2 separate regions of the Mus musculus genome follow, and region 1 is linked to region 2. The links are chromatin loops, found by intact Hi-C in ENCODE. Cell type or tissue: heart. All regions are shown on one strand. Links, peaks and the distances in the headings refer to the core of each region. The heading gives the core; the rest is flanking DNA. Region 1 overlaps Gm41262 (a long non-coding RNA gene). Region 2 holds the start of Wdr70 (WD repeat domain 70).

Region 1 (8,336 bases), core at 288-8,287, 640 kb before region 2:
GTCAATAAGACAAAAAGACCACCAACAGATTGGGAAAGGATCTTTACCTATCCTAAATCAGATAGGGGACTAATATCCAACAATATCTAATAAAGAACTCAAGAAGGTGGACTTCAGAAAATCAAATAACCCCATTAAAAAATGGGGCTCAGAACTGAACAAAGAATTCTCACCTGAGGAATACCGAATGGCAGAGAAGCACCTGAAAAAATGTTCAACATCCTTAATCATCAGGGAAATGCAAATCAAAACAACCCTGAGATTCCACCTCACACCAGTCAGAATGGCTAAGATCAAAAATTCAGGTGACAGCAGATGCTGGCGAGGATATGGAGAAAGAGGAACACTTCTCCATTGTTGGTGGGATTGCAGGCTTGTACAACCACTCTGGAAATCAGTCTGGCGGTTCCTCAGAAAATTGGACATAATACTACAGGAGGATCCTGCAATATCTCTCCTGGGCCTATATCCAGAAGATGTCCCAACCGGTAAGAAGAACACATGCTCCACTATGTTCATAGCAGCCTTGTTTATAATAGCCAGAAGCTGGAAAGAACCCAGATGCCCCTCAACAGAGAAATGGATACAGAAAATGTGGTACATTTACACAATGGAGTACTACTCAGCTATTAAAAAGAATGAATTTATGAAATTCCTAGGCAAATGGATGGACCTGGAGGGCATCATCCTGAGTGAGGTAACCCAATCACAAAGGAACTCACACAATATGTACTCACTGATAAGTGGATATTAGCCCAAAACCTAGGATACCCAAGATATAAGATACAATTTGCTAAACACATGAAACTCAAGAAGAATGAAGACTGAAGTGTGGACACTATGCCCCTCCTTAGAATTGGGAACAAAACACCCATGGAAGGAGTTACAGAGACAAAGTTTGGAGCTGAGACGAAAAGATGGACCATCTAGAGACTGCCATATCCAGGGATCCACCCCATAATCAGCATCCAAACGCTGACACCATTGCATACACTAGCAAGATTTTATCGAAAGGACCCAGATGTAGCTGTCTCTTGTGAGACTATGCCGGGGCCTAGCAAACACAGAAGTGGATGCTCACAGTCAGCTATTGGATGGATCACAGCGCCCCCAATGGAGGAGCTAGAGAAAGTAGCCAAGGAGCTGAAGGGATCTGCAACCCTATAGGTGGAACAACATTATGAACTAACCAGTACCCCGGAGCTCTTGACTCTAGCTGCATATGTATCAAAAGATGGCCTGGTCAGCCATCACTGGAAAGAGAGGCCCATTGGACACGCAAACTGTATATGCCCCAGTACAGGGGAACGCCAGGGCCAAAAAAATGAGAATGGGTGGGTAGGGAAGTGGCGGGGAGGGTATGGGGGACTTTTGAGATAGCATTGGAAATGTAATTGAGGAAAATAGGTAATAAAAATATTAAAAAAAAGAAATACATATTAATTGTTTCCACGACACAGATAAGATTTGAAGATATAAGTAAAATACCCACATTCACTCATGTAATGCATAATGGAGCTGGGATTTGAACTTGTGTCTCCCTGGTACTGGGATTTGAACTTGTGCCTCATTGGTACTGGTCCACGGCACTGTGATGTCAGGGTGAAGACAGTAGAGGAAGGAAGAGGATGGAACCGAGACCTGCTGGTGACTGACTAGATCTGAGGTACCTCAGAGGTTTTGAGCTGAAAATACACAAATGGTCACATGCTGTCTGGGGTACTGAGAGATAACCAGCTAGAATTAGCCACATCGGGTCATACAGAATACAATTTGAATCCCAGAGCAGGGCAGAGGTGGATTAGGGAGAGCACCATATTGAGGCATCAAATTGGGTAGCAGATAGGCAAGTTTGTTTAGAGTCTGTCACGGATTTTAGGGCTTCTCCCCCTTTTAAATAGCTGTTGATACTTTGTCAGTGTTGCCTCTTTTGTTACTTTTATTTCAGATAAAGCCCTTCCAGAGAAACTCACAAGGAACCAGACATGTTTTCAGTGTCTGTCTGTTAGCTTTTAGATGACCCAGACTACTCTTCATTCACGGGAACACTAAATCATCTGCCAAGAGGAGTTTCTCTCGCCAAGTTTTAAACCCGTGCTACAGGAACATGAACTGAGCATGCTCAGTAGTGTGCCGCCTCTATGTGATGATGGGTCTTTCTATATGAATTATACAGCTACACAATGTGGACTGTCAATATCATTTAATACATATTCCACCAACTTAAAGAAACAACTCTTTCCTTTACAGAGACACTAACTTCGTGAATCAGCCCTGGGGCCTTCCCTGTGCAAGCAATGAACTCTCTGCTCTTTTATCTTTTGCTTGTGTTTCCTGGTTTGGTCCTCACCAGGGGCTAAGACCACAGCTTTCAGTCACACATTAGAACCAGGAAACATGGAAGAGAAAGTTACTCTAGTGCTGGATGTGAGAATGCCTGGATTAATTGAGAAAGCAGTTCACCCTCAGTTATAAATGACCCCAAATGTGCTTCTGCATCTGTTTGAGATGATATTTCTTGTGTCTCTAGCGTCACAGAGCGATTTCCGTGACAAGAAACACGTAGATGTGTCAGACAGCTGGACACTCAGCGGTAGATCGTCAGGCAGTCCTGGAAGTGGGTCTGCATTTCTAAGTCCTCACATCAACAGTTCTTATACTTTCCACATTTGTATAAGTAGAACGTGCTGGCAGGGTGTGAAACATTACACACATGCTCTGTTAGTAAATGATGTGCCGGCAGTGTGATTTATGTCCTGTAGGCACACAACTTCCTCTCCTTCAGAAGAGGGCTCTAGACAAGCTAGGGTCTACAAGTGGCTCTGCCAGGGAGTTGAAAGCCCACCAAACTCAAGGACCCAAATCTCCTCGGGTCACCCGAGGCTTTGGCCGGAGAAGCCCGTGGGAACAACCTCTAGAGTTTGATCTGGAGTATGGTCCTTTTTTCTTCCTGTCCTTCTCCACAGGAAGAGGTACTGAGCAATATCCAACTTGTCTCCAGTGCTAACGACTCTAAGCACTCCAGGCTCCTCCAGGCCCATTTCTTAGGACAAGCTCTGTGATAACTAAAATCAGAGACAGCTACCTCCATCTTTCTACATCAAAGAAAAAGAAGAAAAATGGCATAGTATTTATAGCTAATTCAAAACAGCTGAATTGTAAGTATCCCCCTTGCACACAATGTCCATCAGGAGAAGAACATACCCAGATTAATTTAGAAAGCATTTTAGACTAATTTAGCTATAAGTGACCAAAATGTGCTTTTGCATCTGTTTGGGATGACATTTCTTGGGCATGGAGCACTGTGCAGTAATTCCCGTGACAGTAAACACATAGACTTGCTATTTGATAGTTGCATAACTGTGGTTTGCTTTTGCTTGCTCTTGGAGGTGAAGAGCTGGCTGTCTGCTTTTTGTTCCCCCCATCTCACCCGCAGGCGGTGAGGTGGAAGCAACCAAATGTAAACTGCACCAAACTGGGGGTGGAGGTGGGGGTGGGGCAGGAAATAGTTAATATGCCAATTGCATGTAAGATATCTGGTCAGTTTCTCTGAATTGTCTTTCAGCTCAATGTGCCCGAGTGGCAATGCTCATGAATAACCAGCAGAGGGCAGCCACGGCCTCCTAATACACTGGGAAGGCTCTTCCTGCCATCCATGAAATAAGCTTCAGAGAACAAACTCTTGCTTGCATCTCTAACAGTTTCTCCCAAACATTGGATAAGTCACCACACAGTGGGAATAACTCAGGTTGCGCTCTGCTGTCACGTGACTTAGATGGAAGCTCAATTCTTCTATGTTCTAGCTGTGGACTGGCTGCACTTATAGTTAACCTCAAATGGAGACAGTTATAACATCCACTTTATATGTGGGCTTACTGCGAACGTGTAACAAATTAGTATTCATTGTACATCCAGAACAGAGCCCAGTATACAGTGATGTATGGTATGTGTTCTTGTGGCTACAGTATTACATCAGTCTTTGTTTATGTTTCAGAGTCCCAGATAAAGTATCCAAGAAGGAAGTGTCATGACTCAAGAAGGAAGAAGTCAAGGCTTGGATGGGTCTCAGGCCAGGTGGCCAGAAACTACTTAGATGGGGGTGGCTGTGGTCAGGAGGAAGGAGGACAGGGAAGTGTCTCTGAGGAGGGAGGGAGGAAGAAGCAGAAGCTGTCTTGAGTTAGTTCATTTCTTCCCTGAAGTAGTCAGAGACCTGAGCTTGGACCACTGAGGGGTCAGCAGGGGTCTTGCACAAGAAGACCTCCAAGTGAGCAGAAGGCTAGTCTTCTTAACTGTGTTCAAGCAGGATGCAATTAGCTGCAGTTGGGGAGGGCATCCTGGGCGCCTCTCCTCTGGGTGAAAGACAGAGAAAGAACAGGAAATCTTGGTTACCACATAGCCAGCATGGCAGTGGCTGAGGCAGCAGTTAATGTTCTGGCTTCTGAGCAAAACCGAGAATGCAGTAGTAGAGAGTGGTACCCAGCAGGTGGAGTGGGTGGGGTCCACAGCAGGAGAGAAATCTTTCTTTGAGCGATGCTGCAGAGACCCCTGGCTAGGAGTCTGAAGTAAGCGCCAGTAAGTTGTGTATGGTCAGGAACCACATCTTATCTAACCTTCCATTGTAGCATGGCACATCCTTGCCTACCTGACCTCCAAATAACTCTGGCTGGCTGGTGAGATACAACTGAACGCACACTGCACGTTGTTTTTCCTCCTCTGACCCGTTAGCTGATGGCTGCCCACATTTCTGTGCTCCTCTGTGGTTACAAATAGCTCAGCGATGCCCACCCTCCCCACCCAGTCTGGCCTGTACTAGACAGGGAGAATAGGGAAGAAACACTGAATTAAGAGTGAGTATCAGGGCTGTGTTGTTACTGCAGCATAACTCGGCCTGTACTGCCTCACCCCTGTGCGGCCCTTTCCCACACTCAGTGCCCCTTGCCACTTCTCTCAACCCCTCACTTGATACTCTGGCAGGTACAAGGACAGGGACGCACCATCTCAGGTTCCAGATGGTGAAACAGGCCTTCCCAGAGCTTTAACTGTTCAAGGTCCCCAAATCAAAGTGAAGAGGCTGAGACTCGACCTCAAGCCCCAGGACTGTGTTGTTCTTTCCACCTCCCCTCCCTAGCCTGGCACGAAATCCAACACTAAAAACGATAGCCCGACTTGACTAGCCGTGGGCCATGAGTAGTACCACGTTTGTCCCCAAGATGATGGATGTGTGGGTAAAGATGACTGCTTTCACAGACACCAAGGTCAGTGAAAGGATGCTGCTCTTGGGGGTCTCAGGGCCCACCATTGCCTGGGAGGCTCTCTCACTCCAGTTCAGAAACAAGCACCGACATGTCATGCTTCATCCCGTGATCTGTAATGGAGGCCTCGCTGCTCCAGTTCGCTTCTCCGTCATGCCCTATCTGTCCTGCTCCAACCATAATCATCTTGACCTTGAGTTCTCTCCATCTTTGCACCTATACTCCCTTCCTGTCAAATTTTCCTGGCCTCAAGGCTCAGTAACTAGGCGATGTGTTCTCCGCTTAGGAGTTCAGCATAGGCCGTGGCAAGGCTGGAGTCTGCTACTGATTGTGTATGTCATGCCTGGTACTTGGACCTGGCTCTCCGCAGGCTGTATGGGACAGGGGGGCTTCAGAGAGACTCACAGGCTGCAGGATAGGAATCTCAGGGCTGACAACTTTGTTACACTTCCCATCATACCCTGCAACTGGCAGCCAGTTTCACCAGCCAAGGATGGCTTTCTGCTTCTACCCATCCTCCACTGCCCACTTTGAAGGGATCAAAGAGCCCCGTGTGTTTTTCTAATCTCCCTAATCCTCGTCACTATTCCAGCGAGGACACAGGTATCATCACTGCCATTTTTCAGATGAAACGAAGGCCCAGACACTTTTAGTGACAGACCCAAGGTCACCCCCACTGGCTGGTGTCGGGGCGGCGACGGGAATGGAACCGAGGCGGCTGCCCTCCCAAGCCGTCGGCCTCCATTAGACCCCGCTGTCCCTTTGGACTCCCCCTGCTGTATTAATTGAATATCAGGTTCTTCTTCACTTCCTGCCCGAAACAGAGCAACAGCTGCCGCTCGTCCTCCCGAGCCGCTGGCTGTACTTCAGTGGTGGGTGAAGCTATGCTGGGATAGAAAGTGGGCGAAGCCTTTCAGGATAAAGGGGTCATCAACACGGAAGGTATAAAAGAGATGGCTTGACTTTACTGCTCTTCCTGACTTGCAAATGACATCATGACGGGACCAGGCTAAGAGGGAAAACGGCTTAGGAGGGTGAGTATGAGAGTTGAGAGGGAATGTGGAGGAAAAGGAAGGAAGGAAGGAAGGAAGGAAGGAAGGAAGGAAGGAAGGAAGGAAGGAAGGAAGGAAGAGAAGTCAAGATGCACTTGCCATTGGATAAGAAACTTGGTTAAGAAACAGGGCAGTAGGGGACAATATTAGTGGTATGGGCCCTGCAGTGTGTGTGACATTGGTGGCCTAGGTTGAGATTCTTTCCTTAAGGATGAGGCTGTAGAGTTCTAGCAGCACTTGCAGACCAGAGGACAAAGATTCTCTTCCTCCTACTCAGCCAATTGCTTAGCGCCTATGCCTGTGGAAAGAAACTCCAGGGTACACAGAATTACTTGGGCTACAAGGTGAAAGCAATAGTTCCTGAGCCTTATCCTGAGAGGCTGGGGCCCAGGACAACTATTGATTGCTGTGTAGGGCCCACCCAGGGGAGACGGTCAGTGGCCATCCATGGTCAAGAATCTCTGCACCTGTCCCCACACACACTACACTACAGAGAGGCCCTTTCGTATGAAGAATCAGTGGTATGACCCCAGGACGAGCAGCCCACTTGTATCTGGAGGTCCTGCCTCTTCTGCTGATTTTGTGGAGCAGGTCCCGAGGCCTGTCTGCAGTCTGCAGGCTGAGTGGGGCTCCTCCTGCGGTTTCAGTGCCCAGAGGAGATGGGAGGAGAAGGGACTTTTGCGTCCTTGGAAATCTGAGCAGTTTAGTCTAGGCCAGGAGGAAATTGAAAAACTTCCCAACCAAAACGTTGACTTCCCGAAGAGATAAAAAGAAGCCCAGGGCCATAAAACTGGGCCAGCACCCAGGACCTAGAGGTCAGGCCAGAGGCCAGAGGGGAGTCATCACATCCAGGGGAATGCAAGACACCGGTCCCTGGCCATCAGCTTCCCTCACTGTCGGCCCACGGAGCCAACATTCACATAGCAGATTTTCAGTGCCTGGGACTGGGGAGTCTATGTCACCCACACACAGGGAGCAGGAGGAGCGAGCATTCAGACCAGGACTCAGGGCCAGCTGTCTGCCTCTCTGGGTCCTACAAAGTGCTGTTCCCCCTGGAAACCAGCTTGAAAAGTTCATCTCAGAAGATTGCAAGTCAGCAGAGAAGACAGTAAAGAGCTGGTGGCTTGTGAGGACCGGAAGGACACAGGATGCCTCGTGGGACCTGTGGCTGTGCACCTGTGCTCCATATTGTACAAGCAGTTTTTGAGGTGACAGCTATAATCATCCCCCAGAGACACGCCAAATACCCAGGAAGTCATGAATTATGACTCCCCAGCTACCCTGAAGAATGGCTCAGGACCCCTCCTGCTACCATTAGGGGCGTTTCTCATTTTAGTGTGGTGGGTAAGCTTTCCTAGGCTTCTTCGCACCATTCACCTAAATTTAGGCAAATATCCTGGACCTAGTGCCTGTAACTTCAGCTACTCAGCATGCTGAGGCAGGAGGATTATAGGTTCACGCTACAGAGTTCTCAACTGGCCTGGTAACTTAGTGAAACCCTGTCTCAAAACACAAAGTAGCCGGGGACATTCCTCAGAGGCGAAGCACTTGCCTGGTGTATGAAAGGCTCTGGGGTCAGTCCCCAGCGTGGACTACGGGGGGGGGGGGGGAATGCTGAGAGAGTAGGCTTTATTCTCCCCTCACTAACCCCTACACACACAAATAGGGAGGATGCAGGTGGACTGGGAAGAAGCAAGGCCTCTATTCTTACATTTTCCTGCACTTTAATCACTTATTAGTTACTGTTCTCAATGAGACAAATAGCTGTCCTGCGAAGAGGGGAGAGGTTGGAAAAGTTGTTTTTTGGGGTTTTTTTTGGTTTTGGTTTTTTTTTGTTTGTTTTTTTTTTTTTTTTTTTTTTTTGCCTGCCTCTGCCTCCCGAGTGCTGGGATTGGGATTAAAGGCGTGCAAAAGTGGAAAAGTTTTAAATAACTTGAGCTCGAAGTTTGCTCTCATTCACGTAGTGTAACCTTAGACAAGTCTTTTAACCTTTCCAGGCCTTGTGGTCTCCACTCCCACCCCAGCCCCATCA
Region 2 (8,336 bases), core at 259-8,258:
TATAATGTTTATACAGCACTGAAGCCAATAGAGGAAAATACATGTGCTGCTTACCCAGTGTTTTCCGGCTTCTTTCCACCGCTGTCCTTCGAGTTTGCTCGAACATGGCCTCCAAGTCAAATGTGCGAGCTTTCTTCCCTAGAGCAGAGCAAAGAACACTGTGAGCACTGAGCTGGCCCTGAGCTGGCCAGGCGCTTTCTGTGCTCCAGCTTCACCGATGGAGCAATAACCAGGCCATGTGTCTACCTGACCGCATGTTTCCAAGACAGTGATAAACAGTAAATATACAAATTCACTATTACCTACAATGCTTGGACCAGAAGTGTTTCAAGTATCAAGAGGTGGTGCTGTTGTTTTATTTTGGAATATTTATACACAGCTTAGCCTCCCTAATTCAAAACAGAAAATATAAAACTTTTTTGTTTTTTGTTTTGTGGATTTTTTTGTTTGTTTGTTTGTTTTTGGTTTTTTGAGACAGGGTTTCTCAGTGTAGCCCTGGCTGTCCTGGAACTCTCTCTGTAGACCAGGCTGGCCTCGAACTCAGAAATCTGCCTGCCTCTGCCTCCCGAGTGCTGGGATTAAAGGCGTGCGCCACCACCGCCCGGCATAAAACATTTTTTTGTTGGTGGTTTTTCTAGAGTTTTTTTACTCTTGCTTCCGACCACAAATTAGCCTTGAACTCATAATCCTGCTGCCTCAGTCTCCCAAGATCTGAGATTATTACAGGTATCCACCAAAACAGAGCCAAAATCCAAAACTTCTGAGCACTAATATAATGTTCAAAACATACAAATTTCAGATTCTTAGAAGTAAGATTAGCCAGGCATGGTGGCCTGGTCTACAAAGTGAGTTCCAGGACAGCCAGGGCTACACCGAGAAACCCTGTCTCGAAAAACCTAAAAAAAAAAAAAAAAAAATTGGACTGTGAACCTACTTAATGTTAGCCAGCCAGATGTCTCCTCCTCCTCTAACTTACCTAGATGTCTACATCTTGAAACAGCATTGCTCTGTTGGGGAAAGACTCTTAGAATCTGAGAAAATACCCTAACACATGACAAAGCAACTCCTCAGATAGAAGCAGAATAAGGACTTTAAACAGACTGCCTGGCTCAGAGATGCAGCACAGTTAGCAGAGAGCCCGGCTAGGACTAAAAGTGCTGTAGCTGACTTAAAGGTCACGAGACTACAAAAGAATTAAAGGCATTTGAAGAAGTGAAGAAATAGCCAGAAACCAAAGAGATGCTACAGTCTACTGCCAAGAACTGTGTTGTTCATAGAACCAGCGCTCTCACTCTAAACATGACAGAGCTACCAGATTAGAGCATATATGTTTACACCTGGGTTCAGCCCTGACTATCTAGAATAGGAAAATCAACACAACTTACATGAGCTGATAACGTACAGAACTCCCAGAAAATAAATGTAGGGGCTGTTGTATTTTTTGGAGCTGTGAGTGGAACCCAGAGCCTTACTTATGCTTACTAGGCTTACAGCGGACTGAGCCCATAGCCTTGATGTTGTCTTAAAATGCTAACTCTATAGTGACTTCTTACAGAAGCACTTAAATACACACACTGGTGACTATGTCTACTTCACTATCCTAAATAGAGCATAAAGTTCTCAAAGAACCAAACACCAAATACGACAGGTGGAGCTGTAGAGCTGGCCCTGATCCCCCAACTATGTTCAAAATCTTGAAACTTCCCCTGCTTAGGAGGGAAAGGGGCCTTAAGGGAAGGAAGAGACAGAACAAAGTTGTGGGCACACTGAGTTAAAAGCTTACGTGGGAATGGGAGGAAGGGAACTGGGGAGAAGAGGTAGTTTCAAGTAGGTTAATTTAAACTAAGGACGTCTGAAAAAAGCCTCGAGAAAACCTTTTGTTGAGATTCATTCAGTTTTGAGTGTGTTTTGCTTACATGTGTCTAATGCACCATGTGTGTGCCTGGTGTCCACAGATACCAGGAAATGTTGGATTTTGGAACTGGAGTTACAGTTGGTTGTAAACCTCCCGGTGGGAATTAAACTCAAATCCTGTAAAAAGAGCCAGTGATTCTAATCACTGAGCCATCTCTCCAGCCACAGTAAACTAATTTTTTAAATATAACTTTTAAAAGAGTTTAAACAGAAGTATTCTGCATAGGTGGACAGTGCTTCTCCAGGAGGACACCATTACAGAGAAACCTCAGTGCCAGGAGGCCCCAGAGACTCCCAAAACAACACAAGCTATTGTCATTGCTCTTAGTTGCCGACCACATAACCAGATGGTAAAACCTACTGCTGAAGAGAAGACTGACTGTGGCCGTGGCACAGACAGACAGCAAGCTGGAACTGACCTGGAACGCCTCCCGGCTGGCTCACTTCTCATAGTGCCATAAATGACAGGTAGGCCAGTCGGGGATTAAAGTCATGAGCAGACTACCCAGCAGTGGACTCTGCATGCTACAGAGCTGACCTGCCAGACAAGACATGCCCACTGGGGAAACAGAAGCAGGAAGGCTATGAGAGTAACCAACTCTTCTGACTGGACTTAAAGCCGACCCATAGAAGGAAATACTTAGTACTATGAGCCTAGTCAAAAGTCTCTGACTGAGGAGCTCATAGTGTCAATAGTGGCAACCTGCTTCTAAATATTTATGTTTATACCCATAGATTAGCACTGCTTTCAACTTCAGTCAGAGAAATGCTAATACAGAGATTCATGACTGTCAAAGCACTTTGATAAGGGGCTGCTGGATGCTCTGTCCTAAGAGGCATCTGGACCAACCCCTGTGGTGTTTACAGAATACATAGAAGAGGGTGTAGGAAGAAAATCAGGGCCAGGGGAGAAGGGACAGGACATCTGTCCTCTAGCTGTGACATGGACATGCTCTCTGGACTCACATGAGCTACAACTACCTTCACAAGACCCACAGAGAAAGAGGCAGTTGATAACTGCAACATGGACAGGGAAGGGGCTCATAAGGCTCCACCCCCCAATTGAGGACCTATTCACAACTAGGGAAGCTGGAGGAGGGGAAACATTTCTCTCCAGGGATATGGTCAGAGGTAGAGAGCCCACATAAATGCAGGCAGCACTACCTGAATGCAGAGTATAAGAGGAGTCTGAAGAGAGCAAGAGGGAAGAGTTCCAAGAGGAGTGGCCAGATGATCAAGATACACTGTAGATATGAATGAAACTATCAAAGAAGAAACAAAATATTACAAAATATCTTAAACACACAGTATGAAAGCCAGGTGGTGGTGTGGTGGCACACTTTGATCCCAGAGCACTTGAGTTCCAGGCCAGCCTGGTCTACAGAGCACTTCCAGGACAGCCAGGGCTACACAGAGAAACCCTGTCTCAAGCAAAACAAAACAAACAAACAAATAAGGTTATCTTTTAATTGGTCTATTAATGAGCTATGATAAATATACATGAGAGCTAAAAAAAAGAAAAAAATTCCACCTACTAACATAATCACAGACTATCCATCCCTCCTACTCTTGAATAAGGTATCCATGGGTTTTTGTTTGTTTTCCAATTTTTTAGTTTTTTTCTAAATAGCAACAAAAAGACAGTATCTAACCAGGTGCATACTACACGGTAAAATCCCAGAACCAAGGAGCTAAGAGGAAAAAGGGTCAGAAGCACACGGTCATCCTCAGCTTACATACAAAGTCTAAGGCAAGCCTGAGCTGTGTCAGGTCCTGTTTTAACTAAGAAATAAAAATAAATAACAAAAAATAAGTAAAGACAGTCTAACTACATAGTCCAGGCTAGCTTCAAACTTGAAACCTGCCTCAGCCACTCAATTAGATTCTTGTATCAAGTTATTAAAGTTTTTAATAACTCTCTCAACAAACAAAAAATAAAATTTAAGTGATACAAGATCTCTGGACACTAAAATAAATCAAGTTCTAACAGTGCAGCTTAGTAATGGGACAGGTAGTTAGCATGCAGGAAGCCCTGTTGAGTCCTCCTACTACCAAAAATTAAATCATGTTTTGGAGGCCGGGCATGGTGGCGCATGCCTTTAATCCCAGCACTTGGGAGGCAGAGACAGGAGGATTTCTGAGTTCGAGGCCAGCCTAGTCTACAAAGTGAGTTCCAAGACGGCCAGGGCTATACAGAGAAACCCTGTCTCAAAAAAAAAATCATGTTTTGGAAGAATATAATACATGAAAATCGCAAAATACTGTCTTAAAAAGCAATGTTTACTCATAAATATGATATTAAATTTTAATATGCACCAGGAGATCTAAAAAAAAAAAAAAACAGATTTGACTTCCTTTTCTTCGTGATTCTCCTAATTTTCTGAAGTCAAAAACAGGAGTTGGAGAGATGATTCACAAGTTAAGAACACTTGTTGCTCTTGCAAAGGACATGTTTAGTTCCCAGGGCCCACAAGGTGGCTCACAACCATCTGTAACTCTAGTTCCATGGGACCCAGTGACCTCTTCTGGCCCCCATAGGTACTGCAGGCAAATGGTGCACAGACATAGAGGCAAAACAACCGCTCAGAAATATAACTATATATACATTTATCTTTTAAAAAAATAAATCCACCGGGTGGTGGTAGCTCAAGCCTTTAATCCAGGCAACCGGGAGACCGAAGCAAGCAGATCTTTACGGGTTCGATGCCAGCCTGGTCTACAGGGTGATATCCAGGACAGCCAGGACTGTTACACAAACACACACACACACACACACACACACACAAAACCTGTCTAGAAAAAAACAAAAAACAAACAAACAAACAAAAGAGGAGAATGAATAGGAAGAAGAGGAAAAGAGGAGGTGGAAGAGGGAAGGAAAAAGAAGAAAAGAAGGGAGAAAAGAAAGAAAAAAAGTAAATACTGTAACTACCCTTTTATCGACTAATTACCTAGAAGAAGCTAAGTAGATGAATAAATGAAACAATGAATGAATGAGAACTAGGTACATCAGAGAGACATTTGTTCCCAAAACAAATTACAGGTCAATTTCCATTTGATTTTTCTAGCACTGATACTATTAACAGATGATTATGTCTTTTGAGACTGTTTTTTCTTTTAAATCACCTAATAATGTGACAAGACCAGGGTATACATTAAGACTGAAGAGGAAGAAACGCTATATCCACCAAAATGTTATTTAATGGTCGCCACTAAATGTCTTTCTCAGACTGGGTCACCATAGTAATCCCTTTCCGTCAAGGTTTCCAACTGTCACCTGAACTGGTCTCAACAGTTTAAATGGGACCGATTCGGATTTGGCACGGCGGAAGGCGCCGGTCAAAAGTGGCAGCTCTCCTACCCTTTACTCGCAAGCCCCGGGCGAAGTCGGGCTGGGCTCTGCCCCGGGCAGTCACTCACCGAATCCTGTGAAGCCCATGGTGACCGCCAGCTGAGGGTCGGGTCCCGCCGTGTCTGCGCCTGTCACTGGAGCAAGAAACAAAGGACAGACCGGCCGTCAGCCCGGCGCTCCAGTGCCCAGCACGGCCCTCCACCCCGGCTGGCCCGCCTAACCCACACCCACCTTCGCTGGTTCCCGAGTGCTCCATGACTGCCCGAGCCCACCGCCTCCGTGGATGCAGCAGCGCGCGACTCCCGGCAAGCCCGACGGAAGTGTCGTCACCGAGACCGCGTCGCCAAGAGCGGCCCGGCTGCGTGGGTAGGCAGGCTTTCGGACTCTCGCCCCCTAGCGGTGCGGAGGGAATGCGCTGACAAGCCACGAGGAGGTCTAGTTTGGGAGTTCCCTAAAACCTTTCGGTGGTTTCAGATGCGTTCTCAAGCAAAGTCCTGGCACGTTTCTAAGGAAATCAACAGAATCTTGTTATTTGCATGCTACTTTTATCTATATTCGTAATGTACTTGACGTACATGATGAAACTTCCACTGCTGCCCATCTTCTCAGTATGCTTGAAGAAACCACTATCTAGTTATAAAGATGCCAGAAAACTGAAGAGTTGTTAGGAATGTTTAAAGCGCTTGCCCTCAGTCTCCACTCTCTAGGCTAGCCTTGTTTACTAAGGGTTCCAAATGTTACATGTTACATAACTACTGTGTTTCCAATTTATTTTAGTTTCTTTACAACTCTGTTCCTATTCTTAATGACACATCATTTAATATACTTTTAAAGTCTAAAACAAATACTTGGTTGAATTTTTCTTTTGTCAGAGTCTCTCATTTTGTAATCCATGCCTGGCCCAGAACTCAGAGACCCATCTAGATTCCTCTGCCTCCCAAGCTTTTAAAGATGTGTGCTACCAAGCCAAGTGAAAATACTTCATTTTCACATGCACTCAATGATTGTGGACGTGGTATAAACATGCCTTACTGTGCAACCTGCAGACCTATTCTTCTACTATGTGGTTCTGGGGGTGGACCTCAAGTCACAAGCTTAGCAGAAAAGACAATTTCCTACTGAGCCTTGTAGTCCACTCAAGAATGAAAATTCTTTGATAAAATTACTCCTGAGCCCCAATATTAGACTCCTGTCTCTGTCTATGGTTCATTGATAATGATTATCTAATGCTTCCATTGTCCTTAGAGTAAAAGAAAAATTTATTAGTACAAAGAAGCTGTAGATCTGTGGTTGCTTAGCATAGACAAGGCTAAGGGTCTGTATTGGATCTCCACCACAAAAAAATACAAATTTAATAAAAGGTTAGCCTGACTTCCAAAACCTTTCTATTCCAATCTTGTCATTTTCAACATTCCCATTTAGTGCAGGGAGCGGCCTCAGAACACATAGTCCTGAATGCTTTAACTCTTCACCAAGTCATTGATCCAACCAGCTCATCTCCAACTATCAAATTAAATCTCTCCTGCTTTTGAAAGCATCTGTAGAACTTTGTAGGCCTCCAACTAAATAAGGCCCACCTACCATGTGATACCCTAGTCTGTCTTCATAATATAATGGCTGGGCAGGCACTCTTGAGTGGTTATTAAATGAATTAATAAGAAGAAATGGTTGTGAAGGCAAGTTACTTTTCCTATGCACAAGATGTATATAATTTGTAGCAAGGAAGTTTGGGTTTGCCTCAAGAGATTACTAGTGACAAATTACCCTGAACTTCAACCAGTAAGGCTAATTTATTTTGCCTACTCTCAAATATGTTATTATTGGTGCTAATATTTCTTTTCTGAGCATAAATAAGCAGCCATTAGATACTGGAGTAGAACTTTATGAATGATATTATGTATCCATAACCTTTAAGCTCATAAGTAATAGTTTCAGCTCCTCAATTGTCAAGGAGAAGAAATTTTGAGATTCATGATATATTAAACTTTAAACTGAAAAGCACTAGAGAAAATGAAAAAAAAATAGCTATTCCATCACCCCATTAGAATTGGTATTTATCACCATAAACATCATTTTAAAAAGACACTCTGCTATCAATCAATGATGACAACAATGCAGCTTCCACATTAAACTATTTCTGTTGAGTATGCGTGAAACAACTTCATAAACATAACTGTAAAGTGTAATGGAAGATTTTTATTTCTCTTGAAGAAAATGAATTTATTCATTAATCAAAACAGGAAGCCACTCAATCAATGATTCCCAGTGCAATCTGCAGACTGTTTAAGAGTGCCCATATGATCAAGACTCTTTGGCAAATAATCTAAGATACCAGTTGGGGATTTCTTCACTATATTGATTATATTGACTGTTGAAGCAAAAGCAATGGCGTACTAAAATAGGGCACATTAGAATATTAGTTTTTCTGAATGATTCATCAATTGGGGAGGGCCAGACAGTAAGCCATTTAAGTCTCTACTGGACAAAAAGGAGCAAGGAGCCATAGCAAAGAAAACAATTGACTGGTGGAAAGTCCTTAGAGGTTAAATCACAGAACTTTTGGAATGTCTCTCTGTATTAAGGGAATTTATTGTAATGACTTAGTCTGTGCGCTAACTAATCCAGCGATGGGCAGCTGTGAATGGAACATCCAAGAATCTAGGAGTTGCTCAGTCACACGAGGCTAGTTGTTTCAACTGGTCTTCTGAATCGTGGTGCAGCTGGAATCCTCAAGAAGTATATTCCAACAGATGTGCTAGCAAGTCAGTGCAAGCAGCCTAAGAAGACTGAGTCTTCCCTCATCCAATGTCCTTATGTAGGTCTCTAGCAGAAAGTGTGGCCCAGATTAAAAGTGTGTACCACCACGCCTAGATTTGTAACTTGCTTAGTCCCAGGCTGGCCAAGATCTGCTTGCCTCAGTCTCCTGGGATAAAAGGCGTGTACTACCTTGCCTGGGCCTAAGCTTTTCATGGCCACTATGTCTTACACGCGTTCTCACGACCGGCCAGGAAGAACACAACAAACCAGAATCTTCTGCGGCAAAACTTTATTGCTTACATCTTCAGGAGCC

The links. Hi-C counts contacts between places; a loop is a spot of excess contacts. Peaks named below come from ENCODE experiments on the same cell type or tissue, not always from the same donor. Only the 100,000 strongest peaks of a DNase experiment are listed, where the experiment ranks them.
Region 1: it touches region 2 in a loop (6-fold over the local background); 9 of 42 quality-filtered maps call a loop at or near these places.

What each region holds. Positions count from the first base shown.
Region 1 is chr15:7,456,691-7,465,026 of GRCm38, forward strand. The region is part of intron 2 of Gm41262 (a long non-coding RNA gene); the gene reads right to left. Among named protein-coding and RNA genes, the nearest start is that of Gm41262, 7.4 kb to the right of the region's middle. In heart, for the core only: a CTCF peak has its summit at 3,596 (motif pointing right); no DNase peak of the experiment used is centred there; H3K27me3 peaks cover 2,883 bases.
Region 2 is chr15:8,093,622-8,101,957 of GRCm38, forward strand. Wdr70 (WD repeat domain 70) reads right to left here and starts at 5,588. Exons shown (of 18, transcript NM_001081402.1): 1 at 5,498-5,588; 2 at 5,335-5,400; 3 at 55-138. The coding sequence starts at 5,522. In heart, for the core only: a CTCF peak has its summit at 4,438 (motif pointing left); a DNase peak (open chromatin) is centred at 5,600; H3K4me3 peaks cover 1,630 bases; H3K27ac peaks cover 1,053 bases.